Regions from separate parts of the Homo sapiens genome. Here region 2 is linked to region 1. A link is a loop called in an ENCODE intact Hi-C map of the cell type or tissue named here. Cell type or tissue: B cell. All regions are shown on one strand. Each heading gives the region's core, and the rest is flanking DNA. Links, peaks and the distances in the headings are about the cores only. Region 1 holds the start of LOC105376300 (a long non-coding RNA gene). Region 2 overlaps PRRC2B (proline rich coiled-coil 2B).

Region 1 (14,685 bases), core at 2,256-10,255:
GCTTTTCCCCACAAACCAAGAATCAGGACGACTCAGCAGAAAAAGTCCATCATGCGGTTAAAAGTTCAGCCTCTGCAGAAACAACCCAAGGATGCCTGCTCTGGTCACTTCTATCAGCAGTGCACTGGACGTTCTCGCCAGAACAATTAGGCAAGAAAGGGAAGTAAAAGGCATCCACATTGGGAAGGAAGTAAAACTGTCTCTATTTGCGGATGACATGAGCTCTTCTTTTTTTTTTTTTTTTTTTTTTTTGAGATGGAGTTTCTCTCTTATTGCCCAGGCTGGAGTGCAATGGTGTGACTTTTGCTCACTGCAACTTCCACCTCCCAGGTTCAAGTCATTCTCCTGCCTCAGCCTCCCAAGTAGCTGGAACTACAGGCATGTGCCACCACACCCAGCTAATTTTGTATTTTTAGTAGAGATGAGGTTTCACTATGTTGGTCAGGCTGGTCTCAAACTCCTGACTTCAGGTGATCCACCCACCTCGGCCTCCCAAAGTGCCGGGATTACAGGTGTGAGCCACCACACTTGGCCTTTTTTTTTGAGATGGAGTCATCCAGGCTGGAGTGCAGTGGCGCGATCTTCGCTCACTGCAGCCTCTGCCTCCCAAGTTCAAGCAATTCTCCTGCCTCAGCCTCCCGAGTAGCTGGGATTACAGGCGCCCACCACCACGCCCAGCTAATTTTTGTATTTTTAGTAGAGATGGGGTTTCACCATGTTGGCCAGGTTGATCTTGAACTCCTGACCTCGTGATCCACCTGTCTCAGCCTCCCAAAGTTCTGGGATAACAGGCATGAGCCACCACCCCCAGCCTGGTTTTGTTTGTTTGTTTTTGAGACGGAGTGCAATGGCACGATCTTGGCTCGCTGCAACCTCCGCCTCCCAGGTTCAAGTGATTCTCCTGCCTCAGCCTCCCAGGTAGCTGGGACTACAGGTAATTTCTGTATTTTTAGTAGAGATGGGGTGTCACCATGTTGGCCAGGCTATTCTCGAATGCCTGGCCTCAAGTGATCTATCCACCTCAGCCTCCCAAAGTGTTAGGATTATAGGTGTGAGCCACCGCACCTGACCAACTTTCTTCTTACTAACTCTCCATTATGTCGATTTTGAACATATTAAAAAGTAGAGTCAACCTGGCCAGGCACAGTGGCTCATGCCTATAAGCCCAGCACTTTGAGAGGCTGAGGCGGGCAGATCGCTAAATCTATCCTAAATTCATATGGAATCCATCCTAAATTCATATGCAATTTAAAGGAACCTAGAAGAGCCAAAAATGATCTTGAAAAAGAATAATAAAGGTGGATGATTTAGACTTCCAGATTTCAAAACGTACTACAAAGCTACAGTAATCAAAGCAGGTGATAGTGACATAAGGCTAGACACATAGACAATGGAATAAAAATGAGAACCCAGAAATAAGCCCATACCTCTATGGTCAAGTGCTTTTCAACAAAGTTGCCAAGACCATTTAATGGGAGAAAGAAGCCTCTTCAATAAGTGGTGTTAGGTAAACAGGGTATCCACATGCGGAAGAATGAAGTTGGATCCTTGTCTTACACCACATACAGAAATTTACTCAAAATGGATTGAACACCAAAACTTAAGAGGCAAAAAACTATAAAATTTTTAGAAGAAAATACATGGGAGCCTGGGTGACGTGGCTCATGCCTATAATTCCAGCACTTTGGGAGGCCTAGGTGAGTGGATCACTTGAGGTCAGGAGTTCGAGATCAGCCTGACCAACATGGTGAAACCCCGTCTCTACTAAAAATACAAAATTACCCAGGCATGGTGGTGTGCGGCTGTAATCCCAGTTACTCAGAAGGCTGAGGCAGGAGAATCACTTGAACCGGGGAGGCGGAGGTTGCAGTGAGCTGAGATCCGGCCACTGCAATCCAGCCCGGGTGACAGAGTGAGACTCCGTCTCAAAAAAAAAAAACAAACTATATATCTATATCTATGTCTATATCTATATCTGGGAAAATTTGCATGAGGTTGGCTTTGGTTTTTTTGTTTTTGTTTTTTTTTTTGACAGAATCTTGCTCTGTTGCTCAGGCTAGAGAGCAGTGGCGCTATCTCGGCTCACTACAAGCTCTGCCTCTCGGGTTCACGCCATTCTCCTGCCTCAGCCTCCCAAGTAGCTGGGACTACAGGCGCCCGCCACCGCGCCCTGCTAATTTTTTGTATTTTTTTTTAGTAGAGGCCAGGAGTTTGAGACCAGCCTGGTGGGGTTTCACCATGTTAGCCAGGATGGTCTTGATCTCCTGACCTCGTGATCCGCCCGCCTTGGCCTCCCAAAGTGCTGGGATTACAGGCGTGAGCCACTGTGCCCGGCCATTTGGCGTTGGTTTTTTAAACAACACCAAAAGCACAGGCAACAAAAGAAAAAATGGATAAATCATACTTCATTAAAATTAAAGACTTCTATGCATCAAAGGACACTATGAAGGATGAAAAAATCCACAGAAGAAAACATTTGCAAATCACATATTGATGAGGGTTTAATTTCCAGATTATATAAATAACCCCTATAATTCAATTTTTTTTTTCTTGAGACGGAGTCTCACTCTGTCGCCAGGCTGGAGTGCAGTGGCACGATCTCGGCTCACTGCAACCTCCGCCTCCAGGGTTGAAGCGATTCCCCTGCTTCAGTCTCCTGAGTGGCTGGGACTACAGGCGTGTACCACCACGCCCGGCTAATTTTTTGTATTTTAATAGAGACAAGGTTTCACCATGTTGGCCAGGATGGTCTTGATCTCCAGACCTCATGATCCGCCCGCCTCATTCTCCCAAAGTGTTGGGATTACAAGCGTGAGCCGTTGCGCCCGGCCTTTTTTTTTTTTTTTTTTTTTTTAAGACGGAGTCTTGCTCTGTCACCCAGGCTGGAGTGCAGTGGCGCAATCTTGGCTCACTGCAACCTCCGCCTCCCGGGTTCGAGTGATTCTCCTGCTTTAACCTCCTGAGTGGCTGGGATTACAGGTGCATGCCACCACACCCGGCTAATTTTTATATTTTTAGTGGAGACAGAGTTTCACCATGTTGGCCAGGCTGGTCTCAAACTCCTGGCCTCAAGTGATCTGCCTGCCTTGGTCTCCCAAAGTGCAGGGATTACAGGTGACAATTCAATTTTAAAATGAGCAAAGAGGGCTGAAACAGGAGGATCACTTGAGCCCGGGAGGTTGAGGCTGCAATGAGCAGAGATCGGGCCACTGCACTCCAGCCTGGGTGACAGAATGAGACCTTGTCCCAAACAAAGCAAAACCACTATGAAATACAACTTCATACCCACTAATTTTTATTAGAGCCGGCTCTAATTAAAAAAATGGGAAGTAACAAGTGTTGGCAAGAATGTGGAGAAATGGCTGGTGGGAACGAAAATGGTGTCTCTACTTTGGAAATCGGTTTGGCTATTCCTCAGAAAGTTCAACACAGAGTTACCATATGACACGGCAATTCCATTCCTAGGTCTATGCCCACAGGATTGAAAGCAGGGACTCAAACAGGAACTCGTACGCCAACATTCATAGCGAGGTTATTCACAACAGCCAAAAGGTGGGAACAATTGAAACATCCCTCAGCAGAGGAATGGACAAGCACGATGTGGTACAGTCCCACACCACAATGTTTTGGTTAATGATGGGCCGCACGTATGACTGTCGTCCCATGCGATTATAATGGAGCTGAAAAATTCCTATCGCCCAGTCTATCGTAGCTGTCACAATGTCTACGACAATGTGTTACTCATGTGTTTGTGGTGATGCTGGTGTAAAAGAACAGCAGGAGCATATGATTATGTATTGAACCTAGTATTTTTTATTATTTCTTTTTGAGACAGAGTGTGGCTCTATTGCCCAGGCTGGAGTGCAGCGGTGTAATCTCAGCTCACTGCAACCTCCGCCTCCTGGGTTCAAGCAATTCTCTTGCCTCAGCCTCCCGAGTAGCTGGGATTACAGGCATACAACACCATGCCCAGCTAATTTTTGTACTTTTTTAGTAGAGATGGGATTTCTCCATGTTGGCCAGGCTGGTCTTGTACTCCTGACCTCAGGTGATCCACCCACCTCAGCTTCCCAAAGTGCTGGGATTACAGGCGAGAGCCACCACACCCAGCCTTGTTTTTTTTTTTTGAGACAGAGTCTTGCTGTGTCACCCAGGAGTGCAGTGGTGCCATCTCAGCTCACCGCAACCTCCGCCTCCTACTCTCAGGCGATCCTCCCACCTCAGCCTCCCAAGTAGCTGGGACTACAGGTGCAAGCCCCCACACCTGGCTAACTTTTTGTATTTTTTGGTAGAGACGGGGTCTTGCCATGTTGCCCAGGCTGGTGTTGAACTCCTGGGCTCAAGTGATCTGCCCACCTTAGCCTCCCAAAGGGCTGGGATTACAGGCATGAGCCACCAAGCCCACTGGCATTATTATCACATATCTCAGCTTCATGCATGTTATTGCCCCTGAAAACCTTCTAGGTGGTCAAGATGTGGAGGTGGACAACAGTGATACTGATGATTCTATCCCTGTGTAGGCCTAGGCTCATGTGTGTGCTAATGTCTTTGTTTTGTTTTGTTTAAATAAGAGACAGGGCCTCACTGTGTTGCCCAGACTGGGTTCAGGTCATCCCCTTGCCTCAGCCTCCCGTAGGTGGGACTGCAGGCATATCTTACCTCACCTGGCTTGTGTCTCAGTTTTTAACAAAAAACTTTTAAAAGTAAAAAAATAGGCCAGGTATGGTGGCTCACACCTGTAATCCCAGCACTTTGGGAGGTTGAGGTGGTTGGATCACAAGGTCAGGAGATTGAGACCATCCTGGCCAACATGGTGAAACCCCGTCTCTAATAAAAATACAAAAATTAGGCGGGTGTGATGGCGCGTGCCTGTAATTCCAACTACTCAGGAGGCTGAGGCAGGAGAATCACTTGGACCTGGGAGTTGGAGGTTGCAGTGAGCCAAGATCACGCCACTGCACTCCAGCCTGGTGACAGAGCGAGACTCCGTCTCAAAATAAATAAATAAATAAAAATAAAAAATAAAAGTAAAAAAATAAAAAATAAGAAATTTTAAAAATAGAAAAAAGATTATAGAATAAGGATATAAAGAAAATATTTTTGTACAGCTATGCAATATATTTGCATTATAAACTAAGCATTATTGTAAGAGTGAAAAAGTTCAAAAAAGTTTATAAAGTAAAAATTTTAAAAGTTACATTAAGGGTTAATTTATTATTGAAGAAAGACTTTTTTTTTTTTAAGTTTTTAAAATTTTTCACATACAGACAGGGTCTTATTATGTTGCCCAGGCTGGTCTCAAAGGAATCCTCTAATCTTAGCCTTCCAAAGTCCTGGGATTACAAGCATGAGCCACCATGCCCGGCCAAGAAAGAATTTTTTTTTTTTTTTTGAGGCAGGATCTTGCTCTGTGGACCAGGCTGGAGTGCAGTTGCACGATCATGGCTCACTGCAGCCTCCAACTCCTGGGGTCAAGCAGTTTTCCAAACTCCTCCTGGGCCTCCTAAAGTGCTGGGATTACAGGCCTGAGCCACCATGCCCGGCCAGCCACTGTTCATTATCAGCGGCAGTACACAGCTCTTCTCTCCCAAGGCTGGGGTATCTAAGAACAGGCTTCCCTCATAGCTAAGCTTCAGGGCCACCCCAGCGCCAGAATAACCACATTCTGCAGGGGAGAAATCAGGACGTCCCCAGCCACAGTGGTGCCAGCCTCTGACCACACTCTTTCAGGCTGGGGGTGAAGCAGTCGATAAGGACCAGCCCTGTCCCTGGCCTGAGTCATAGTTTGTTTCCCGGGCCTTTCCATGAAAGGCTCCACCGTGGCCGGGCGCAGTGGCTCACGCCCGTAATCCCAGCACTTTGGGAGGCCGAGGCGGGCGGATCACGAGGTCAGGAAATCGAGACCATCCTGGCTAATAGGGTGAAACCCCGTCTCTACTAAAAATGCAAAAAAAAAAAAAATTAGCCGGGCGTGGGCGTGGTAGTGGGCGCCTGTAGTCCCAGCTACTCGGGAGGCTGAGGCGGGAGAAAGGCGTGAACCCGGGAGGAGGAGCTTGCAGTGAGCCGAGATCGCGCCACTGCACTCCAGCCTGGGCGACAGAGCGAGACTCCGTCACAAACAAACAAACAAACAAACAACAAGCAAACAAAAAACAAGAAAGGCTCCACCGTGACCTAAGCTTTCTCCATGCTCTGGGCTCAGGGATGGGGTGATGCTGTCTCAATCAGGCCTCCAAGGCTGCTCTTGGGGTGGCTCCGGGCCTCATGGCTACACAGAGGGGAAGAGGGGTTGAGCCGCAGAGAGATTAGAAGCTGGGAAATGGAGCCCACAAGGAAAGACTGAGTCCACGGACTGGGGAGCGCCGGGTAGAATTGGAACATCTCCCCCAGGGCGGAAGGAGAGCAGGAACAGCCCCAGCGGAACAGCCGTAGCCGGGCCATCGTCCTCAGACTTGCATCTCCCTGCAAGCGCCCGGGCCTTCCTGCCTGTCAGCCTTGCACTCGCAGCTCCCTCTGCCGGCCACACTCTTCCTCCCTCCTTTCTGGTCAAGTCCCGCTCAGGTCTGGGGGCTCTGCTTCACTGTCACTCCCCCAGGGAAGCCCTCCTTGGCGACCGCCGCTCCACACGCCCTCATAACGCCATGGGCTTCTCCTTCCGAGCCCCACTACCATGGCTATGACCTGGCGAAGTGGCCATTTATATGTTTCAACATGAGTCTCCTCGGCTAGACCGTGAGCTTGTTGGGGGAGGGAAGAGGTCTGTCCTGTCCATGGCTGATTTCCAGCTGGGTGCTCAGCGCGCAGTTCCTGTTTGCTGAGTGCAGGAAGGACCTCAGCCCTTTCCCCAGGGACCCGGGAACCCATGAGCTGAGGTCCTGGTTTGGGGCCATTGCCACTTGTCCCCTTTCCATCCCGTCCATTCTGGGGAGGGGCTGCCTGTGCCATCAGGGGATTTTGCATCTTTTCCTGGGGAGGGAAAGGTGCCACCCCTAGCAGCCTGGCACCCCCAGGCTGGAAGAGCAGAAAGCCTCAGACTCCAGGAGGAGCAGGTGGCGCCAGAAAGGCCACACATCCTCAGGGATGTAGACCTTCACTCAGCCCTCGAGCCTGGGCTTGGGCTCAGGGCTCAGGCTTCCTACCTGAATGCAGCACACCCCGCCCATGGGGTTGTCTCACCCAGAAAGTAAACCTGAGTCTGATGAAGCCTCTAGAGCTGCACTGTCCCATCCAGAAGCTGCTAGCTAATTAATTCTAATTAATAACAACTAAAATTGAGGACTCACTTCCTCTATCACACTAGTCACTTTTTTGTTGTGTGTATGTGAGACAGGGTCTTGCTCTGTTGCCCAGGCTGGAGTGCAGTGGTGCAATTTTGGCTCACTGCAGCCTCAAACTCCCAGGCCTCAAGTGATCCTCCCACCTCAGCCTCCTAAGTAGCTGGGGCTACAGGTGTGCACCACCACGCCTGGGTTATTTTTAAATTTTTTGTAGAGATGGGGGTGGCGGGGTCTCCCTATGTTGCCCAGGCTGGCCTCCATCTCCTGGGCTCAAACACTCCTCCCTTCTCGGCCTCCAAAAGCTCTGGGATTACAGACATGAACCAGTGTGCCCAGCCCCCTCCCATTTTCCAGGGAGCCTGCTGCCGCCCAGCCTCCCTGGAGCTTGCTGTGCTGTTCAGGAGCAGGTGAAGAGGCCAAGAGGGTTGGGGGATGAGGGAGGCAGAGGGGCAGGTGTGAGGGGTTTGGGAGGGTTGAGAGAGGGGAAGGGAGAGCAAGGGCTGTGGGGGAGAGGACACCGAGTATGGCTGTTTGGCCCGCAGCGCCCCCCACCCCACCCCTCTGTAAGTCTCCAGAAAACGCACCTTTTCTTTCCACAGCCCTGGGAGTTGATGTGTCTGGAAGGCTCCATCTGAGGTTGGCCAGAAGGTGGCGGCCACAGGGTCTGGCTTTGTTCCACTTTCAGAAATCTGGGGCCTTCACACCACCCCAAGGTCCTGGAGGGTTGGCTGCCTGGGTTCCTTTTGACGTTCCTAGCCTCACAGGCAGAGCCAGCCCAGATGGGAGTTCAGCAAATATTTGTTGAGTGAATTGATAAGATCCACCTGGGCCCAGTGTAGGGGGCTCCAGACAGCCTGGAAAGGTCACGGGCAGACAGTGAGGGTGGGAGGGGAATGGCAGAGGCTGGACGTTCTAGAGCCTGGACTCCACTCTTCCCTTTGCTTCTGGAACAGGCATGTCTGGGTTTCTTTCTTTCTTTTTTTTTTTTTGAGATGGAGTCTCACCCTGTTGCCCAGGCTGGAGTGCAATGGCGCGATCTCGGCTCACTGCAACCTCCACCTCCCAGGTTCAATCAATTCTCCCGCCTCAGCCTCCCAAGTAGCTGGGACTACAGGTGCACACCACCATGCCCGGCTAAATTTTTGTATTTTTTTTTGAGACGGAGTCATGCTCTGTCGCCCAGGCTGGAGTGCAGTGGCATGATCTCTGCACCACTGCAAGCTCCGCCTCCCGGGTTCACGCCATTCTCCCACCTCAGCCTCCCGAGTAGCTGGGACTATAGGCATCCACCACCACACCCAGCTAATTTTATTTTTGTATTTTTAGTAGAGACGGGGTTTCACCATGTTAGCCAGGATGATCTCGATCTCCTGACCTCATGATCCGCCTGCCTTGGCCTCCCAAAGTGCTGGGATTACAGGCGTGAGCCACCGCACACGGCCTAGCATGTCTGGGTTTCTTGTCCTCTCCTCTGAGATGAGCAGCAGAACCCATCTTTCCACATCACTGAAGACTCCCTGCCGCTGCCCCCATGGTTTGAGTCTGGCCTTTAGCCAGACATGGCTTTTGTTTCCTCCCTTTGCCTTGGCGCCCAGGAAGCTCTGCCTCCGGTCTGCCACGCCTCCCCCCACGCCCACTCTCAAGGCAGAGGCACATAGAGGGAGCGTCTTTAGTGGACACGCTGCCTCCTTCACTCACCTTCAAATGGAGCGCGTTGAGCCCTGTGTGTACCAGGCACCATGCTGGGCACAGTGAACGCACTTCATGTGCTCAGGCAGAACCCGCACAGACAATGCCGTGAAAGAGAAGGAAGCATCCCACACACAAGTTCCCATGACAGGGACTCCAGAGGGGCCATCACCGGGAAGGGGTGTCTCAGCAGAAGCCTGGAGAATATGCTGAGTCAGCCAGGCTTGGAGGAGCCTTGTCTTGGCAGCCAGGGCGCTGCCAGGAGCCTCCCGTTTCCTGGAAAGCTGGAGACCAGAATGTCCACGGACCTCGTCCCTCTGTGGCACTAAGGCCATCTGAATGTCTCAATGGAAAGGCATCCTAGGTCCGAGGTGACACAGTGGCCAGGGGACTTCCAAGCTGTGGCCCCAATGTGCTGTGAGGGTGACCACCTACATCTGCATTTATTTCCAACAGGTACCTCATAGCCTATGGAATGTTCTAGAAACGAGGCTGGCATATGTGTGAAGTTAGCTCAGCAGAGACAACCAGCAGGTGAGTTCATCCATCCATCCATCCACTCTTTTTTTGTTTTGAGACAGAGTCTTGCTCTGTCACCCAGGCTGGAGTGCAATGGCATAATCTCGGCTCACTGCAAATTCTGCCTCCTGGGTTCAAGTGATTCTCCTGCCTCAGCCTCCTGAGTAGCTGGGATTACAGGCGTGCACCACCACACCTGGTTAATTTTTGTATTTTCATTAGAGATGGGGTTTCACCATGTTCATCAGGCTGCTCTCGAACTCCGGACCTCAAGTGATCCGCCTGCCTTGGCCTCCCGAAGTGCTGGGATTACAGATGCGAGCTACCGTGCCCAGTTCCATCCATCCATTTTATAAATATTTACTGAATGCCAGCTATGTCCCAGGTACTGTTCTGGGCACTGGGGACACAGCAGAGAAGAAATGGACAGCAACCACTGCCTGTACCACGCTGACATTCTGGAAGGGGAAACAGTAAACAGAGACTTAAATAGAGACACCATATTGGGCAATGTTGGGAATGTGATGGGCGCAGTGGTCAGGGTAGTAGCAGGTGCTCAGGCCTCCCGGAGGGGTGACATTTGAGCTGAGACTTGAGTCAAGACAGGTTTGAGCATTGTACAAATATGGGGGAAGAATAAATATAAAAACCCTTAGATTGGTTGGGATTTTGCTTTTTATTTTTTATTTTTTTGAGACAGAGTTTCACTCTTGTTGCCCAGGCTGGAGTGCAATGGTGCGATCTTGGCTCACTGTAACCTCCTTCTCCTGGATTCAAGCGATTCTCCTGCCTCAGCCTCCCAGGTGGCTGGGATTACAGGCATGTGTCACCAAGCCTGGCTAATTTTGTATTTTTAGTAGAGACGGGATTTCTCCATGTTGGTCAGGCTGGTCTCGCACTCCTGACCTCAGATGATCTGCCCACCTTGGCCTCCCAAAGTGCTGGGATTCTAGGCGTGAGCCACTGTGCCCGGCCCTGGGATTTTGCTTCTTTAAAGTTAATTTCGAGGTTGGGCACAGTGGCTCATGCCTGTAATCCCAGCACTTTGGGAGGCCAAGGAGGGAAGATTGCTTGAGCCCAGGAATTGACCAGCCCTGGCAACATAGCGAGATCCCATCTCTACAAAAAATTAAAATATTAGCTGGCCAGGGTGGTGTGCACCTGTGGTCCCAGCTAGTTGGGAGGCTGAGGCAGGAGGATCACCTGAGCCCAGGAGGTCGAGGCTGCAGTGAGCCAAGATCTCACCACTACACTCCAGCCTGGGTGACTGAATGAGACCCTGTCTCTAAGAAAACCCAAAATTAATCTTGAAACTATTTAATGTGTATTGTAGGACAATGGAAATAAATATGTAGGAGAAAAGGGATGCAAATACGAAAGAAACAACTGTGAGTTTTGAATTTTAATTAGAAATATCAACATGGCCGGGTGCAGTGGCTCAAGCCTGTTATCCCAGCACTTTGGGAGGCCAAGGCGGGCGGATCATGAGGTCAGGAGATTGAGACCATCCTGGCCAACATGGTGAAACCCTGTCTCTAATAAAAATACAAAAATTAGCCTGGCGTGGTGGCACATGCCTATAATCCCAGCTACTTGGGAGGCTAAGGCAGGAGAATTGCTTGAACCAGGGAGTCGGAGGTTGCAGTGAGATCCTGCCATTGCACTCCAGCCTGGTGACAGAGCAAGACTGTGTCTCAAAAAAGAAAAAAAAAAAAGGATCATTCCAAGATGGCCGAATATGAACAACTCCAGTCTACAGCTCCCAGCATGATTGACGCAGAAGACGGGTGATTTCTGCATTTCCAACTGAGGTACCAGGTTCATCTCATTGGGACTGGTTGGACAGTGGGTGCAGCCCATGGAGTGTGAGCTGAAGCAGGGCGGGGCATCGCCTCACCCAGGAAGTGCAAGGGGTCAGGGGATTTCCCTTTCCTAGCCAAGGGAAACAGTGACAGATGGTACCTGGAAAATTGGGACACTCCCGCCCTAATACTGCACTTTTCTAATGGTCTTAGCAAACAGCACACTAGGAGATTATATCCTGCGCCTGGCTCAGCAGGTCCCATGCCCATGGAGCCTTGCTCACTGCTAGTGTAGCAGTCTGAGATCAAACCGTGAGGCGGCAGCCAGGCTGCAGGAGGGGCGTCTGCCATTGCTGAGGCTTGACTAGGTAAACAAAGTGGCCTGGAAGCTCGAACTGGGTAGAGCCCACTGCAGCTCAACAAGGCCTGTCTGCCTCTGTAGACTCCACCTCTGGGGACAGGGCATAGCTGAACAAAAGGCAGCAGAAACTTCTGCAGACTTAAATGGCCCTGTCTGACAGCTTTGAAGCAAGCAGTGGTTCTCCCGGCATGGAGTTGGAGCTCTGAGAATGGACAGACTGCCTCCTCAAGTGGGTCCCTGACCCTTGACTAGCCTAACTGTGAGACACCTCCCAGTAGGGGCCGACTGACACCTCGTACAGCCGGGTGCCCCTCTGAGACGAAGTTTTCAGAGGAAGGATCAGGCAGCAACATTTGCTGTTCTGCAATATTTGCTTTTCTGCAGCCTCTGCTGGTGATACCCAGGCAAACAGGGTCTGGAGTGGACCTCCAGCAAACTCCAACAGACCTTCAGCTGAGGGTCCTGACTGTTAGAAGGAAAACTAACAAACAGAAAGGAATAGCATCAATATCAACAAAAAGGACATCCACACCAAAACCCCATCTGTAGGTCACCAACATCAAAGACCAAAGGTAGATAAAACCACAAAGATGGGGAGAAACCAGAGCAGAAAAGCTGCAAATTCTAAAAACCAGAGTGCCTCTTCTCCTCCAAAGGATCGCAGCTCCTCGCCAGCAATGGAACAAAGCTGGACAGGGAATGACTTTGACAAGTTGACAGAAGTAGGCTTCAGAAGGTCGGTAATGACAAACTTCTCTGAGCTAAAGGAGGAGGTTTGAACCCATTGCAAAGAAGCTAAAAACCTTGAAAAAGGATTAGATGAATGGCTATCTAGAATAAACAGCATAGAGAAGACCTTAAATGACCTGATGGAGCTGAAAACCATGGCACGAGAACTACGTGACGCATGCACAAGCTTCAGTAGCCGATTTGATCAAGTGCAAGAAAGGGTATCAGTGATTGAAGATCACATGAATGAAATGAAGCGAGAAGAGAAGTTTAGAGAAAAAAGAACAAAGCCTCCAAGAAATATGGGACCAGGTGAAAAGCCCAAATCTACCTTTGATTGGTGTACCTGAGAGTGACGGGGAGAATGGAACCAAGCTGGAAAACACTCTTCAGGATATTATCCAGGAGAACTTCCCCAATCTAGCAAGGCAGGCCAACATTCAAATTCAGGAAATACAGAGAACACCACAAAGATACTCCTCAAGAGGAACAACCCCAAGACACATAACTGTCAGATTCACCAAGGTTGAACTGAAGGAAAAAATATTAAGGGCAGCCAGAGAGAAAGGTTGGGTTACCCACAAAGGGAAGCCCATCAGACTAACAGCAGATCTCTCAGCAGAAACTCTACAAGCCAGAAGAGAGTGGGGGCCAATATTCAACATTCTTAAAGAAAAGAATTTTCAACCCAGAATTTCATATTCAGCCAAACTAAGCTTCATAAGTGAAGGAGAAATAAAATCCTTTACAGACAAGCAAAGGCTGAAAGATTTTGTTACCACCAGGCCTGCCTTACAAGAGCTCCTGAAGAAAGCACTAAACATGGAAAGGAACAACCGGTACCGGCCACTGCAAAAACATGCCAAATTGCAAAGACCCTCAATGCTAGGAAGAAACTACATCAACTAACGGGTAAAATAACCAGCTAACATCATAATGACAGGATCACATTCACACATAGCAATATTAACCTTAAATGTAAATGGGCTAAATGCCCCAATTAAAAGACACAGACTGGCAAATTGGATAAAGAGTCAAGACCGATCAGTGTGCTGTATTCAGGAGACCCATCTCATATGCAAAGACACACATAAGCTCAAAATAAAGGGATGGAGGAAGATCTACCAAGCAAATGGAAAACAAAAAAAGCAGGGGTTGCAATCCTAGTCTCTGATAAAACAGACTTTAAACCAACAGAAATCAAAAGAGACACAGAAGGCCATTACATAATGGTAAAGGGATCAATTCAACAAGAAGAGCTAACTATCCTAAATATATATGCACCCAATACAGGAGCACCCAGATTCATAAAGCAAGTCCTTAGAGACCTACAAAGAGACTTAGATTCCCACACAATAATAATGGGAGACTTTAACACCCCACCGTCAGCATTAGACAGATCAACAAGACAGAAGGTTAACAAAGATATCCAGGAACTGAACTCAGCTCTGCACCAAGTGGACCTAATAGACATCTACAGAACTCTCCACCCCAAATCAACAGAATATACATTCTTCTCAGCACCACATTGCACTTATTCCAAAATTGACCACATAGTTGGAAGTAAAGCACTCCTCAGCAAATGTAAAAGAACAGAAATCGTAACAAACTGTCTCTCAGACCACGTGCAATCAAATTAGAACTCAGGATTAAGAAACTCACTCAAAACTGCACAACTACATGGAAACTGAACAATCTGCTCCTGAATGACTACTGGGTAAATAATGAAATGAAGGCAGAAATAAAGATGTTCTTTGAAACCAATGAGAACAAAGACACAATGTACCAGAATCTCTGGGACACATTTAAAGCAGTGTATAGAGGGAAATTTATAGCACTAAATGCCCACAAGAGAAAGCAGGAAAAATCTAAAATTGACACCCTAACATCACAATTAAAAGAACTAGAGAAGCAAGAGCAAACAAATTCAAAAGCTAGCAGAAGGCAAGAAATAACTAAGATCAGAGCAGAACTGAAGGAGATAGAGACATAAAAACCCTTCAAAAAATAAATGAATCTAGGAGCTGGTTTTTTGAAAAGATCAACAAAATAGATAGACCGTTAGCAAGACTAATAAAGAAGAAAAGAGGCCGGGCACGGTGGCTCACGCCTGTAATCCCAGCACTTTGGGAGGCCGAGGCGGGCGGATCACGAGGTCAGGAGATCGAGACTATCCTGGCTAACACAGTGAAACCCCGTCTCTACTAAAAATACAAAAAAAAAAAAAAATTAGCCAGGCGTGGTGGTGGACGCCTGTAGTCCCAGCTACTCAGGAGGCTGAGGCAGGAGAACGGCGTGAACCCGTGAG
Region 2 (16,723 bases), core at 5,171-13,170, 90 kb before region 1:
TAAAACTATAAAACATCTAGGAACATCTTTACCACCAAGGGGAAGCAAACATTTTTTTAAACAGGACACAAAAATAATAACCACAAAAAAACCCAAATTTGTAAATTAAACTTCAAAATTCAAACTTCTGCTCACCAAAACAGTGTTTAAAAAAAATTAAGACAAAGAATGCAATAAGGAAATATATTTGCAAAATAAAAGTTGCAAAGGATTTGTATCCTGGGCTGGTACCCTACCACTCAATTTTTTAAAATTCAGATACCAAACAAAGGACAATATATCAGCTGTCAAATAGCACATAAAAGTGTGTTTATCATCATTAGTCATCAGCAAAATGCAAATTAAAAGCACAATGAGATACCACTAAACACCCACTAGAATGACTAAAATTAAAAACACAAACATGTTCAAGGCTGCAGTGAGCTTTGATCACACCACTGCACTCCAACCTAGGAAACAAAGTGAGACCCTGTCTCTTTAAAAAAAAAAAGATGAACACCAAAATGTAAGATCCAGACCTACCAAATTCTCACACACTGCTGCTGGGAATGTAAAATGGCACAACCACCAGGGGAAAAGGTTTGGACAGGTCTTAAACACTTAATCCTATGTCTACCCTTTGACCCAACAATTCTAGATACTTACCCAAGAGAAATAGAAGTATGATGTATATAGTGGGGCTTTTGAATGAATAAACAAATTACAGTATATTGATGCACTGGAACATATCTCAGCAACTAAAAGCAACTGGCATATAAACAACATTGATGAATATGAAAACCATACAAGAGTAAAAACTGTATGACTCCACTCATCTGAAGTCTGTTAACTAGGCAAAACTAATCTAGGGTAAAGTGAATCAGAAGAGCAGCAGGCCCTTGAGCGGTGGCAGGGCAGAGCACTGGAGAAGCAATGAGGAAGCCTGCGGTGGTGAGGGAAATGTTCCCTCTTTCTCTGGATATGGATGTGTGTGATATACACGTATCCATTTGTAAAACTGTACAGGTAAAATGTGATATGGGTACCTTTCACTATAATTTAAATCTACTTGAAAATAAAAAGAACTATAAAAGAAAATAATCAGGTTGGGGGATGGGGAGTGGGGGGAGATAAACGAATAAGAATGGCAGAACAAGCTGGGTTTGTGGCACCCGCGTGTAGTTCCAGCTACTCCGGAGGCTGAGGAAGGAGGAAGAGTTTGAGGCTGCAGCTCACCATGATGGACCCTGCAAACAGCCACTCCACTCCAGAATGGGAAACACAGCCAGACTCTTTCTCTTTCCTTTTTTTTTTTTTTTTTTTTTTTTTTTGAGACAGTGTCTCCCTCTGTCGCCCAAGCTGGAGTGCAGTGGTGCGATCTTGGCTCACTGCAACCTCTGCTTCCCAGGTTCAAGTGATTCTCCTGCCTCAGCCTCCTGAGTAGCTGGGACTACAGGCACGCGCCACCACACCTGGCTAATTTTTGTATTTTTAGTAGAGACAGGGTTTCACCATGTTAGCCAGGATGGTCTCGATCTCCTGATCTTGTGATCTGCCCACCTCAGCCTTCCAAAGGAATTATAGGCATTAGCCACCGTGCCCAGCCTTCCTTTTTATCTTTATATTTTTTACTGCTCCTTGCAGAGTAGGGCTAACCCACAGGCAGTATGCCCAGAGTAGCTGAGACCCTGTCTCTTGGAAAAAAATTAAATTAAAACAAACAAAAACCGAATGGCAGAACATTGGTACTTATTGAACCTGAGTGATCAGTGGTTGGGAGCTATTTTCTTTTTTGTTTAAATTTTGCATCATCAATAATTTTTAAAAAGTTAACAACAAAACTCTAAGATCAAGACTAAAGACCAAAAGAAGCTAATGGCTTGGCCAGGAAGGAACCTCTAGTCAGGGAGTAAATGAGGAAGGAGGGCATCAGGTCTGCTTCCCTGTCCGGCTCTTCATCCCTATCTTGCCAAGGGAAAACACACGGTGGTGCCAGGGGGTTTCCATCCCTGGTAAGTACATATGGACTTTGGTCCTGCCCGTCTAAACCACCCGTGCTTCTCTGCCCACCTGCCCAGCCATCATCGGCATCGGCGTCCAGATCGTCAAGGCCCTTCAGGTTTTCCGCATTGATAATGGTGGGCCGTGGTGCCCGCTCCACCAGCTGCCTTAGTGGGCGGAGTGGGCGAGACAATCCCAGCCTGTTTTCTTTTCTGATAAAAGAAAAGATGATGGAATCATGTCCAGTATACAGACGGAAGCAAAATCAAATACCTTTCCAAAAATAAATTCCACACTGCAAAGGTTCATGTTTGATTTAATTATTTCTATCAGTTCCTTTAAAAGAAATATATAATGAGCAAACGAGTACATCCCAGAAAGAAGTTCTGCCTTGTCCTGCAGTTTTACATGCTGGTTGCTAAGGCCTAGGGCAGCAGCAACACACACGTGCCAGAACTTCAACTCTACCAGGCACTTGAAATCATGACTCAATCTGTCATCCAGCTCCAAATCCCAGCCACCACCCCACACACCCTGCCACGCTGAGCTGGTTAAGTTCTCTGTGGTCTCCAGGAGACACAGCACTTCTATTCATCAGCCCCTCATCTTGACCAGAATCACCACCGCACTCATCTCTACACACGTGACTGTAATGCAATGGACTCACCCGTCTTGGTCATTCATCTGGAACTGTCTAAAAGGAACTCGAGGTTCAAGGCGGAGCTGAGGAAGGGGAAAAGAGCCTCGTTCCACTGTACCCTGGTTTTCTGATGACTTCGGCGAACACATCTGAAACATAACATCAATGAACAGGATTTGCTGGTAATGGCTGAAACTGCAATTTCCACTTAAATCAGAATGTGTTTTATAAAGTGGAAAATGGGAAAAAGAAACAGGAAAGTCATGGGGTTTCCTAATTAATCCTACCACCATCTCCCCCATTTCATTCCTGCTGCCAGTAAGTAGACTTGGGGACCTATGTCAGGGAAAACCTGCCTCTCCTGTTTCTAAAGAACCAAAGGCTAAAATCATATCCACATCACCAGGGAAAGAAGTCAGAGGCCCTGAAGATTTAAAAAGCAGGGAGAGAAAATGCAAAACGAGTGGAAGCCTCAGAAGTAGGGTAACAGGGCCAAGAGGAGACCCCAAGGGGGACATTCAACCACTTGACCTATCTGCTGGACACAATCCAACTTCATGGGGGGAAAAAAAGTACACTCTGAAGACTTACAAAAGCAGGAAGCATGTCATGGTATGTAGGTGGGTGGTATACATTTCCCATGAACTGTGAAGCCCCTTTTCGGACAGGCTGAGCCGGGCGGAGAGAGGGGTCCTTAGAATCGCTGGTACATGCCGAGGAGGGGGCTCCATCTCCCGTACTCGAGTTCCTGCTGCCCAGCTCAGTTGGGGAGGTGCTCAGAGACGTGGCAGAAATTATGTGTCGCCCACCGCCCTCCCTCCAGCTTGTCACATCTGGAAATTGAAAGGGGGCAAAAGGGGAGAGGGAAGAGGAGGGGGAAGGAGGGATCGTATGAGGTTCTGAAGGTCAAGGGACCCCCTCCTTCACCAAAAAAATAAAATGAAAAACAAAAAACACCAAAAGTGAAGAACTGTTAAATCTGTCAGGGAAGGTTGGGGCAGACCCCTGGCCAATGAGGATGAACTTGCTGAGGGAAGTCTGACTGTGAAATATAAAATGAGATCTACTCAGAGAGAAGGCTTCATCAGTAAGCAACAATCACCACCCTTCCCCAAGTCTCACAACCCAGAGAGATGAAGATGGCCCTGATGAAACCAGCCTTGGGTCATTCCTTCAACAAACACTGACCAGCCCACTTAGGGTCAGCACTGGACTACACATTAAAACAGGAGCAAGTTCCGGGCACAGTGGTTTCAGGCTTTGTTTAGCAGTGGCACCTTTTAATAAAGATCCCCCAGCCCACAAGACAGGCAAGGCGCAGCTGCTGTCCTTCCAGTGGAGGTGTGGGGCACTTGCGTAGCTCACAGACGGAAACCTGCTGACCTGTCTTTTTAAAATGATGCTTTCTATTGCCAAATGTGGTAAGATCGGGTGGAAATTATTAGAGGCCAACAAGAAATCAAATGAGACAACAGACCCCTGTTTTCGGTCACCTTTTGGTTAGAAGTTGAAGCACAAAGGTCTCTGAGTTACACGACCCTTAAGGGAAAGAGACCCAGGACATGTCTGATCCCAGCTCTTCAACCCCTTTGCTGTGTGATTTGGGGCAAGCCAAGGTCACCCCTCTGTCCATGTTTTCTCATCTTCTCCAATGAGGAGATTAAACTGATGCTTAGAAGCTTCTTCTATGTCTACGTTTTTATAGTCCCACAAGGCAGCTCCTCTTAATTAACCCCAGAAAGACATAATTCGTGTCCCTTAAAATGATGCAAACAGGCTGGGCGCGGTGGCTCACGCCTGTAATCCCAGCACTTTGGGAGGCTGAGACAGGCGGATCACCTGAGGTCAGGAGTTCAAGGCCAGCCTGACCAACATGGAGAAACCCGCCTCTACTAAAAATACAAAATTAGCTGGGTGTGGTGGCACATGCCTGTAATCCCAGCTACTCGGGAGCCTGAGGCAGGAGAATCACTTGAACCCGGGAGGCGGAGGTTGCAGTGAGCAGAGATCGCACCATTGCACTCCACCCTGGGCAACAAGAGCGAAACTCCATCTCAAAAAAAAAAAAGCAGCAAAATAAACCAGTCCTGTGTGGGCCACTGGAAAGGCAGTGAGTGCTGGTTTAAGTAAGACACATCCACAGTGATCACTGACTTACAGGACATCACTTATGACTTGAATGGGAGAGGCCTTGGGGATACATCAAGGCAAGCAAACAAAAGGCCTCACAATTTAAGACCTGATCAAGACCCCTGGACTACATGAGCCACTTCAAAATCCCTGAGTAGAACACGTGGAAAATCACATTCCTAAACACCACCTTAACCTCCAGCCACCCTCGGCTTCCAAGGAGAAATTTCCAGCCAGTGCTACACAATCCTGCCACTTCCCTGGCCCGACCTAAGATGAGGGGCCAGTAGAGACCAGTACCAGGCTGATTTATGTAACAATCCCCAGAGGAATGGGTTAAAAATACAGGTCCTAATTGGGCTGGGGGAGGGGAGGACTGGAAATCAGACTCATTCACAAACTCCCCAGTGATTCCGACTAGATGTAGCTAGGATTGGGAGCTTTAGAAAACAAGCTCTTGAACCGGGGACCTAAGTTAATTGGTCCTTTGTCCATCCTTGCCACAGCCACCAGGCACAGCAAAATTAACAACCGGATGACAGAGGGGGAGGGGACAGGCCTGGCCCAACCCAAGAGACAAAAAAGGCACAAGGCCCAATCCAATGGCCTAGGCAGCAAGTCCAATGGATGCACAGATCACGTGGCGAGTCAAAGAGCCACGTTTCCAGCTCGAACCGGAGACCCCAGTGGCATCAGCACCCTTTTAGGAGTGCAGAGAGATGAGAGGAGGAAGTTCTGTTACTCCATCGAGTGCCCAGAGGCTGCAGTCACTTACTCTGAGGGCGGAGGCTTGGTCCTGGCCCATACGACAGATCTAAGACGCCCTTTTCTTTGCCAGCCTTGTCCTGCCCTCCAGCTGCTTTCAGCGTCGGAAATTCCTCGGGAGAGAAGGATAACAGTCGGCTTGAGCCCCTTAAACCTGTCAAGAAGACGGGGTAGACATGGAGGAAGTGAGATGGAGTCAACAGTCGTCTGCTTCCCAGCTCCACACCTTGAAAGCCGTGTTGCCTGGAAGTGGGCTTTTGAAGGGAGTCTTGTCACAAGGGTGCTCTGTGCTGGCAGATGCCACGAGGGTGCTGAGGGTGGCAAGGGAGACTGCTGCTGACAGCATCATGCCCCTTCCCAGCTGACCTGCAAGGACCAGTGCCTGCTTACAAATGGAAAGAGGTAAGACATCACAGCCGCTCCAGGCCACAGCCTGCCCCAGCAGGGAAGGTTCTACTGACTGCCTGGGGCCACAGACAAGCACAGCCTCCTATAAAATCAGCCCAGGGGAGGCCAAGAAGGCAACTGCTTTCCTGTGGAGGCAACACCTACAGAGTGTGCTGCCATCCCTGCCCCAGTCCACCCCAAAAGGATTAAGATGCTGCTTTTGCCTGGCACAGTGGCTCACACCTGTAATCCTAGCACTTTGGGAGGCCAAGGTGGGTGGATCATTTGAACTCAGGAGTTCAAGACCGGCCTGGGCAACATGGCAAAACCCTGTCTCTACCAAAAAATACAAAAAATTAGTCTGGTGGCGGGCGCCTGTAGTCCCAACTACTCAGGAGGCTGGGGTGGGAGGATCACTTGAGCCCGGGAGGTGGAGGTTGCAGTGAGCCGAAAACGTGCCACTGCACTCCAGTCTGGGTGACAAAGTGAGACCCTCTCTCTAAAAATAAAAAAATAGGCCAGGCGTGGTGGCTCACGCCTGTAATCCCAGCACTTTGGGAGGCCGACGCGGGCGGATCATGAGGTCAGGAGATCGGGACCATCCTGGCTAACATGGTGAAACCCCATCTATACTAAAAATACAAAAAAAAATTAGCCAGACGTGGTGGCGGGCGCCTGTAGTCCCAGCTACTCGGGAGGCTGAGGCAGGAGAATGGCGTGAACCCAGGAGATGGAGCTTGCAGTGAGCCGAGATCGTGCCAATGCACTCCAGCCTGGGCAACAGAGCGAGATTCCGTCTCAAAAAAAAAAAATAATAAAATAAAATAAAATAAAATAAATAAAATAAAATAAACAAATGCTGCTTTCTACCATCAAATGTGGTAAGATCAGGTGGAAATTAGATTTATACACATGAGTAACTCCTCATTCACCTGTCCTTCCGCATTTTGTACTAAGTTCCTTGAGCCCTACAAGGCCAAACATTTCACTCTTATAATCCTGGGAACAGTTTATTTCTTCATTCTTTCATTCATTCCTTGACATTACAACCTGCTTTAGAGAAGAAGCCTTTCCTAATGTTGTTCCCTTACACAGAAAACTTAGCACAGAGGTTCTGCCACCATTTTTGGATGAACAGATTAAAAATGGCACGTCTTTTGATCTGGAATATGCAGCACACTCCAGACAGGAGCAATCTAGGAACAGTGGCGACACCACACAACAAATGGCCCCCTGTGGAATGCCTTGTTCCCTATACAGCTAAACCCAAATCTTCCCCTAAGTAGTTTAAATTATTCTTAGCACCACTGATCCACGGGCCTGTTCACTAAAGCCGACTGTGCCGGAAAGGCGCGGCTGGATCACCACACAAGCACGTGGCAGCAATTCGCTTGCCACTCCCTTAGTAAAAAGGTCCAGGGTCAAATAAACCTGACGGTAAGACTGGACACCATTCACCAATGACCAGCCAGAGATGGACTCTAAGTGTCATGAAGGAGCTCCAGTGCTCTGTGAAGGGGGCTCTGACTCAGAGTCGCTTCATTATGGTAGAAGGTCACTGGCAAGAATCAAATAAAAACTGTATTTTTAAAATACAGTATCACCAGCCTGGACAACATGATGAAACCCCATCTCTACAAAAATCACAAAAATTAGCCGGGCATGGTGGTGCATGCCTGTAGTCCCATCTACTTGGGAGGCTGAGGCGGGAAGATTGCTTGAGCCCAGAAGACTGAAGCTATAGTGAGCCAAAACTGCACTACTGCACTCCAGCCTGGGCAACAGAATGAAACCCTGCCTAAAAAAAAACAAACAAACAAACAAAAAAAAAGGTAGATTTGAAATTAGGAAAAAAACCAGCACCTGTCCAACATTGCTGTTCCATCTCTTTCTTCTGCTTCGAGAATCATGAATATATTATTGTAAGCATGAATTAATCTTAATAAGGATAAAGGGTAGGAAAAAAAAAAATCTCACACCAAAATACCAGTATTCATAAGGTCCCAATGTTTTATGATGTTCACCTGCCATCTGTTCTCTGCCATGAGAAACTGAGGCAGGAAAGTCAGGGGGCTTCTTCCGAGGTCACAGGCTGAGCCACTGGTGGGGCAGCAGCTGGTATCTGAGCCTCTGACCTCTGCCCAAACATGCAATCAGGTCTCCTGGGTCTGTTTCAGGTGACCTATCAACTGAGTCTATCAATTCAGGAAAAGTCCTTTTGAATTCCAAAGAGTCATGAAAACACTTGTGGGCAACACCCTCAAATCCCCACACTCCTGACAGTGTCACAGATGCATGACTCTAGCACGAGAGGGGGAACTGAAACTGACTTTTACACTTGGCCCCCACCCTGCCCAGTGTGTCGATTCTGTGGGCTGGCAGGTTTCTGCCTGCAATTATTTTCTTTGTTTTTTTAAATTTTGTGTAGAGAAAGGGTCTTGCTATGTTTTTCAGGCTGGACTTAAACTCCTGGGCTCAACCAATCCTCTCACCTTGGCCTTCCAAGTAGCTGGGATAACAGGTGTGTGCCACCACGTCCAGTTTAAAATTATTTTCTCCATCAAGCTTTATTGTGATACAGTTACATTACCTACATTTTTTATAGGTAACACAGTGACATGGTTCAGAAGTGAACACCATGTAAAGGTAGACACAGAAGCCTTCCTCTCACCCCTATGCCCATTTGCCCCCTTCTGACTCCCTCAAAAAAACTGGCAGTTTTCTGTTACCTTCTGGAGATTTTTAAACACATATACATCAGTATACAGATGGGTGGCTTTTAAAACATGCATATACAACATTTTTTAGAAGTGTATTTTTTCTCACTCCCATTTTTCTGTTTTGTCCTTTAAGATAGGGTCTTGCTCTGTCACCCAGGTTGGTGTACAGGAGTGTGACCACAGCTCACTGCAGCCTCCACCTCTGGTGCTCAGGTGATTCTCCTGCCTCAAGCCTCCCAAGTAGCTGGGACTACAGGTGTCTGCCACCACACTTGGCTGATTTTTTGTATTTCTTGTAGAGACAGGGTTTCACCATGTTGCCCAGGCTGGTCTCGAACTACCGGACTCAAGCAATCCTTCTGCCTCAGCCTCCCAAAGTCCTGGGATTACAGGTGTCCAGCCCTCACCCCCATTTTTTACACAAATGGTTAAGATACTATACATACCATTCTGTACTTTTTTTCACCTGAAGATCTTGCCAAATCAATAGAAAACTTCTGCTTTTTTTCTTTATAGCCAAATCACATTTCATTAAAGTACCATAATTTTACAGGCATTTCAAGGGACTGTTTGCAATCTTTTGCTATTATAATGTTGCAGTGAATAATCTTATGCGCAAGTCATTTCACACACGGGCGAGTATAATTTGTAGAGCAATTTCCTCAGGGTGCACTTGCTAGGTCAAAGGGTATTATGTGTTATTATTTTGCCAGGCAGCGCCAAACTGGCTTCCATAGGAGTTGGGCCAATTTATACAGAAGTTTTTCTTTTAATTTTTGTAGTTCTTTTTAAATAAAAATTAATATATTCTATCTATTTTTAAAAATTCTAACCTTATGGAGGTTGCAGTGAGCTATTGTGCCACTGCACTCCAGCCTGTGTGACAAAGCAAGACTCTGTCTCAAAAAAAACAAAAACAAAACAAAAAATTCTAACCTTACAGAAATATAAGATATGGAAAGCCAAAGAACCAGTTACAAGTCCAGTGAATGCTCTTCATAAAGCATCTTCAAAGACCCTTTTGAGGTCAGGCACGGTGGCTTACGTCTGTAATCCCAGCACTCTGGGAGGCCAAGGTAGGAGGATCATTTGAGCCCAGGAGTTGGAGACCAGCCTGAGCAACATAGTGAGATCTCGTCGCAACCAATCAATCACTCAGTCAATCAATTAATCAATAAGCCAGGCGTGGTGGTGCATGCGCCTGTGATCCCAGCCCCAGCTACTTGGGAGGCTGAAGTGGGAGGATCTCTTGAGCCTAGGAGTTTGAGATCAGCCTGGGCAACATAGTGAAATCTTGTCTCTACTCAGAATGGAAAGAAAAAAAAAAAAAATCAGCCAGATGTCGTGGTACACACCTGTAGTCCCAGCTACTCAGGAAGCTGAGGTGGGAGGATTGCTTGAGCCCGGGAGATCGAGGCTGCAATGGGCTATAATTGTGCCACTGCACTCCTGCTGGCACTCGATCTGTACCCTCAGCCCCTTGGGAGAAGCTGGGGCACTGAAATCCAATTGGCACATTGATCGGTCATTTCCCGTTGGAGACTGAGGGAAGAGCCTTTGAGCACAGGGATTTCAACCCATAAGGGGCAGGACCTCCTAGGCATGGCAGGCTGGGGGTGAGGTTCAGGTAACGAAGGATGTGCAGCTGGTTTTCTAATACAGGCTACTAAAGACCAAGTCTGGTGAAGCCTTGGCTGGCAGGGGTAGTGCAGGAAGCAGAAGGCGATATCAGGATGGTGGCAAAGGGTAATAAAGGGCAGCCAGTGCTGCTTTACAGGAGAAAGTGAATTGTGGGCTTTCCCCAGTACATTCCTTTGAATCGTCTGCCCACACCACGACCACTCTCCTTCCCACTCAGAGCTGCTGCCTAGTTTGGTCTGAAGCACAGTATGCTAGAAACATTCAAGCTATCATCAAAAATCACCAGCAGCACAGCCCAGTCAGCACTCCTCTGTCTCAGCAAGAGCACACATCCAAAGAAACCAAAGAGCTGGCACCTCTACAGAGTCAGCGCCCGCTGTGCACAGGCAAGGGCTCCATAGACGGTACCTCTTTGTGGAAGAGAGTCCTCAAAGCTTCTGGGTGCCTAGACCCAACCAGACATTCTGGAAAAGGCATTCACCTCCCTCTCCCCAGCGTCCCCAAACAACACACACACGTGCGCACTTACCACCTTCGTGTCCTACTGGCTTTCCATTCAGCTGTGCCCATGACTTTGGTCCACCTGGCACTGAATTTGTATTCTGAAAGAAGGAAGAGAATCAGAAGAGGGCCAGCTCCCTTATTCCACTGTACAATAACAGCCTATTACAACAAGGTGCTGAGAGGCCAGCACCTTAGATTCAAACCCTATACGGATCCATCCACCACCACTTTCTGAGCAGCAGCAAAGCCCTGAACCTTCCCTGTAACGCACACTCCACACAGCGGTCCCAGGGACGAGAAAATGCCAGGCCCACTCTACAGACAAGGAGCAGGATTTGGGGAGTGACCAGCTTCAAGTCACACAGACAGTGACACAGCAAAGCCAGGACCCAAACCTGTTTCTCTCCATTCGGTGCTCTGGAACCTCCCGTGTCCACAGAGAGCTACTTTATTTTGCTCCAGCGACAAAGACTAAGGCCCAGTTCCGGCATGTGTCTTTAAAACTGCGCAGCTGCTAATGAGGAACGTGAACAAAGAAGGCCAACATGCCAGATCTTGATCTGGGTGGGCTGGCTGCAGCACTTTCTGTAGTGACCGTGACTCTACAAGGCACAGCTCCCCTCCTGAGAACCCTAGGAGGTCACCTCTGCTGAAAACTCGCCAGGGTCAGCATTATGCGAAGCACACCCAGCCTGACTGAATGCTCACCACCCCCTGAGAAGGCTCTAGTCACATCCCCCACTGAGGCTCAGAGAAGAGTGACTGAGTCAGATGCAGAACAGCAGGACCAGGACCAGTCTCCAGCCTGCCTATGTCCAGTGCCCTTTCGAGTCTCTAACCACTAAGCTCACCCGTCTTTTCCACTCAACTAACATTCATCTCACAGCCTTCCTCTTCTAACTGAAGGTGAAAATACACAAAACAAAGCTGCTGCTTTGTGAAACTTCCCCACTTACTGGTAGATGTTCTAAAACTCGCACAACACTGGGCACTTCTTCTTACCTGCCCCTCACATATGAGAGAAAACCAGGTAGCAGCAAAGAAGCACTGAGCACTGGATAAGGTGACCCCTGTGCCAGTGCCAGGATGGGTTCCCCTTCCTTGGCATAGTGCTCCCCTTCAGCAATTCATTCAAATAGATGCCCAGGACCTCACCCACAGGCCCCAGTGGTGGGGTCTGAGCACATACATCTTGAACAGGCTTCAGAGGCAAATCTGATCTCTCAGCTCTATCACCTCACTCCTTTTCTTTCAAATTCTGGGAAGCAGAAAGGAACTCAACTCTAAATACTCTGACTAGCCTATGGGTCCCAGTGGATTTAGGCCAAGGAAAAGGGCATCTTGCATGATTATAGACCTCTTTTCTTGTCTTTAATTTTAAAAGCACGGTTCAGTGTTAGGTGGGGAGAGGGTGCCCTGGCAAAGCCACAGACTTCCCTGAGTATGGTTAAAGCAGAGAGGGGATGACATTTGAGACCTTATATTGCCCATGCAGCAAAGCAAAACCAAAATATGTTCATTCCCGCTGTCAAGAGAGCTGGTGAATATGAGATATCTACGTCTACTTTTAGTCTTCTAAAAAATTCATAGACTTCTCATCTAGATTTCTAGTTCTGGCTAAGTATATCCTCCTGCCAATCTCTGGAAACCTGTAGCCAGGCTCTGATGGACTGAGTGTGTTATGAGCTCTTGCTTGGTGAAATCATTACTTTCTGCTTAGAAAAACACTTAAAACATATCAACAAATGAAGGATTGTAGCTTCGTATTTCCCAAAGCGTGTTCTGAGAGACATTAGTCCCTAGAGACATTCGGTAAAGAAATGTTTCCTGGGACAAATAAATTCAGGGACTGCTGCCCATTATATCCTCTTCTCAGAGAGTCACATTAGGTATTAGCATATGAAAGGCACTGAGAAGTACCGCAGTAAAGGAGCTCGCTTCGTTTTGTTTTTCAAACTCACCTGGCCAGTGAACCTTTTTGTGACCTGCCACTTTTTGTCTTCCTGTGACCCAAGCTTCCATGGAGCTCACGTGACGCTTCCATGGAGCTTCACCCTGAACTAGTCTGCAGTCCAGCCTGAGTGACCCTGCCTCACGGTAAATCAAGAGGAACCAAAGTAGGTGCCTGTATCCTAGTCTGTATCTGAGGTCTTTTTCTAAAAGCTGCAGATTAAATTTCTTAACCACTGACCTTGACGGTTTCCCATGACGGTTTTCTAAAGTCACTCATCGGGTGTGCCTCTGGAATAGACAGGTCATGCACAACCACACTTCTCAGTAGCAACTCCTTCCATCCCCCAGCAACAAAGAGATTTAGGGGCTACCATGCCCAGGAAACAGTTGGGATGGGGTCCCAGCACCTACCTCCTGACTGATTGACTGTGTCGGTTTCTGCAAATTGGAGACAGATTTCTGCAAACCCGGCTGCGGCAGCGACTCCGGCGGCTGAGAGGCCGTCGCACTGGAACTAGACAAAGGCAGGGCAGTGGGGTCAGGCACCGCACAGAGTGCGCTGGCCAGGTCTCTGCGTTCTCAGGAGCCACAGCTGTTCAGCTGCTCACAGGAAGCAGACCTCCTCTGGCCAATAAAAATACGACTTTCCCCAGTAGATTCTTATGCTGGCAAAAACTAATAAGAAAACAAACCATGCTTAAGTTCTAGTCACTGACATTTAAAATTAGCACAAGACAGTCCTCTGACTTTTTCTTTTTCTTTTTTTTGAGACAGGGGGTCTCACTCTATCACCCAGGCTGGAGTGTAGTGGGGTAAACTTGGCTCAATGCAACCTCTGCTTCCCGGCCTCAAGCAATCCTCTCATCTCGGCCTTCTGAGTAGGTGGGACTACAGGCTTGAGCCACCTTGCCTGGCCTTTCTTTTTTAAAAATGAAACTTTTCTGCCTTCTTGTAGAGCCTTCTGTCTGCAAAAACTAAAAGCTCACTGTAAACAATGCAAATGAAGGATTTGCCAATAGGGAAATTCAATCACTGGAATGAAGGGCTTGTGCCCCTTACCCCAGACCCAGAGCCCATACCTACTCAGAGGGCTGACTTTTTAACCTTCTCTGAGTTTATAAAAGAAATACATGCTCATAGTAAAAATAAACTTATAAATAAAACTAGGTAACACAGAACATCATGATCTCATCATCCAGAGAGAAACTCCAAGCAGACTTTTCTATACCTGTTAATACAGTTTTGTTTTTAACCAGCAGAGTTTTACACTGCAGGAATACAGTATTTTTCTAACAGAAGTGGAGTGACCCCATACATAAAGCTCTATGACTTTTTTACTTCATGCATCTGAACATCTTTTCATCAACATAGAAACGGATCTTCCTTTTGCTTTTAATGAGCACACAACACAACTAGACAGGTCATAATTTAACCAGTCTCTCATATGGGTTTTTCTTCCCCCTTACAGATACAACTGCAATAAGAATTTTTTGGCTTTTTTTTTTTTTTTTTTTTTTTTTAGATGGAGTCTCATTCTGCCGCCCAGGTTGCAGTGCAGTGGCATGATCTCAGCTCACTGCAACCTCTTTCTCCCAGGTTCAAGCGATTCTCCTGCCTCAGTCTCCCGAATATCTGGGATTACAGTTATGCAGCACCACGCCTGGCTAATTTTTGTATTTTTAGCAGAGACGGGGTTTCAACATGTTGGCCAGGCCAGTCTTGAACTCCTGACCTCATGTGATCTGCTCAGTTCAGCCTCCCAAAGTGCTGGGATTACAGGTGTGAGCCACTGCGCCCGACCTACAATAAGAACTTTTTTTTCTTTTCTTTTTTTTCGAGATGGAATCTCGCTCTGTCACTCTGGCTAAAGTGCAGTGGCATGATCTCGGCTCACTGCAACCTCTGCCTCCCGGGTTCAAGCAATTCTCCTGCCTCATCCTCCCAAGTAGCTGGGATTACAGGCGTGCACGACCACGCCCAGCTAATTTTTGTATTTTTAGTAGAGATCGGGTTTCGCCATGTTGGTCAGGCTGGTCTTGAACTCCTGACCTCAGGTGATCCACCCTCCTCGGCCTCCCAAAGTGCTGGGATTACAGATGTCAGCCACTGCACCCGGCCAAGAATTTTTTTTAATACATATCTTTGCACCATTTTTCTGTAAGTAATTCCATAGCATACGACCTTAGAAATGGAAATGCTGGATCAAAAGATATTTTGAAGTTTAAATGATTGCCAGGCTGCCCTCCAAAAAAAGGCTGTGTCAGTGAATTTACACTCCACAGGTGAAGTGATGAAATCAACAAGAAATGGCCGAATGAAGGTTTCTGCTCTAACTCAGCGCTCCGGTCACAGTAGGCAACTTTTCACTCAACGAGATTCAAGGAGGGCAGCCACCCCCCTGGTGGGAACTCCTCCAATACAAGTGGCTTATCTGTAAATGGAAGCCAAACTCTATACAGACACCCTCTTCCAAGATTCACCTGACCCAGGCAACTCACCATTCGTGATTATTACAAACAGAAGGCTACTGATCGGGTTCTTACATCTCCTTCTACCTAAAAGAGAAGCTTCCAAGTAGTCGCACTTTTGTGTTCTCCAAAACTAAGCACTGAGTCCCCACGTTGTGGGCCCACTTGCCACCTGATACCTTGGTGGGAGGATGTGGCCTGGGGCAGCAGAGAACTACACGGGGGTCTATGCCCTCACCAACACTCCATCCTCACCTCTTCCCTGGCGGACGTGCTCCAGCACAACTAGCCCTCACTGGAGCCGCAAAGGCAGAGTAAAGGCTGGATAACAGGAGGGAGTAATGCTTTGTCCTCTCTAGAACTTTTGGTGGTGCAGAGGATTTCAGTCCTTCCATTAAAATGTGCAATATCCATTTCGTTCCAGAGCTCATGGTGTGAATGGAATGAGTACCATTTGAATGGAATGATGACAGCAGCCAATATCTGCCCCTCCTCTGTGCCAGGTTTAGGCTAAGCACTTGACCTATGCTAGCCCATCAATGCCTCATGGATACCGTGTAACCACCAGCAAAGCCAGGTATCATTCCTATTTCAAGGGGGGGACACTGAGGCTCAGAAGTCAAACAATTCTCCAGGTTCCATCAAGCTAATAAGTGGTCTAGCTGGAAACCACTTAGGGCTGGTAGATTTCAAAAGTCATGCTATACTGTCCATCAATATGATCCCTAAGCAAACTCTTAGAAATGTTTTAAAAATAACTTCTAAGGCCCTATTTTGATTACTACTTTATAATCATCTAGCTGAATAACTAAACTAGCTCACTCTCTACATCCTGTCTGAAGTAAATACAGGCAACAATTTTACAAAAGCTACCATGGTCATTTCTAGCACAGACTTGTAAGAAAAGGATGCTGGGGTCAGCAGGCTGAGATCTGGGTCCCTTTTACCGTCTGGTTTCCTACATCAGCAGGGAGGCCACCAGAGATGCAGGCCAGGAGGGCGCTGCCGCCAGACAGCTTTGTTCACATTCCTTAACAGGCAAACCCCAGCAGCAGATTTCTGCCTGCCAGCCTCAGCAAGGCCCTGTCCCTCCCTGAACACATCCCCTTCCCTGAATTGTCTTAGCACTGGCTAAACACTCAGAGAGGACTTGCAGCAGGAGACAAAGGTGCAGCCATCCAAGTGGGCCCCAGGCAGCCAGGCCCTGTGTTTTCAGCCCACCACACAGGGGCTGTTTCTCTGATTGACAGCACCATGCCACCCTCTGCCCCCTAGGGTTTCTGTAAGTACTGTGCTGGCAGGAGGTGAGCCTCCAGGGAGGCTGCAGTACAGTGATCCTGGAGGATTCTGTGCTGTTCTCACTGATGACTAGGTCTGTTTAGAGCAACAGCAGAAGTCTCCTCTGTCTGGGAAGCTGCTGGGCCGATGGTTAGGGAAGCTGCATGATTCTCTGCAGAGCTCAGCTCACAGGGACACCCATCACCAGGAATGAAGTCCTCAAGCCCCAGCTCTGTCCACAGTGTTTCTTACAGGAA

What was found. Peaks named below come from ENCODE experiments on the same cell type or tissue, not always from the same donor. Only the 100,000 strongest peaks of a DNase experiment are listed, where the experiment ranks them.
Region 2: it touches region 1 in a loop (19-fold over the local background); 5 of 110 quality-filtered maps call a loop at or near these places.

What each region holds. Positions count from the first base shown.
Region 1 is chr9:131,342,047-131,356,731 of GRCh38, reverse strand. It overlaps LOC105376299 (a long non-coding RNA gene), which reads right to left. Exons shown (of 4, transcript XR_001746959.3): 2 at 8,976-9,943; 3 at 7,862-8,131. It overlaps LOC105376300 (a long non-coding RNA gene), which reads left to right and starts at 6,301. Exons shown (of 4, transcript XR_930401.3): 1 at 6,301-6,561; 2 at 7,580-7,684; 3 at 9,423-9,500; 4 at 9,708-9,746. RefSeq lists enhancers at 29-644, 645-1,262, 4,131-4,632. In B cell, for the core only: CTCF peaks have their summits at 6,321 and 6,522 (motif pointing left); a DNase peak (open chromatin) is centred at 6,491; H3K27me3 peaks cover 369 bases.
Region 2 is chr9:131,433,131-131,449,853 of GRCh38, reverse strand. PRRC2B (proline rich coiled-coil 2B) reads right to left here. Exons shown (of 32, transcript NM_013318.4): 4 at 13,132-13,234; 5 at 10,793-10,865; 6 at 5,526-5,669; 7 at 3,212-3,453; 8 at 2,648-2,769; 9 at 2,050-2,192. Among named protein-coding and RNA genes, the nearest start is that of SNORD62A, 44 kb to the left of the region's middle. RefSeq lists enhancers at 11,829-12,802, 12,803-13,778. In B cell, for the core only: no CTCF peak of the experiment used is centred there; a DNase peak (open chromatin) is centred at 8,213; H3K27ac peaks cover 2,844 bases.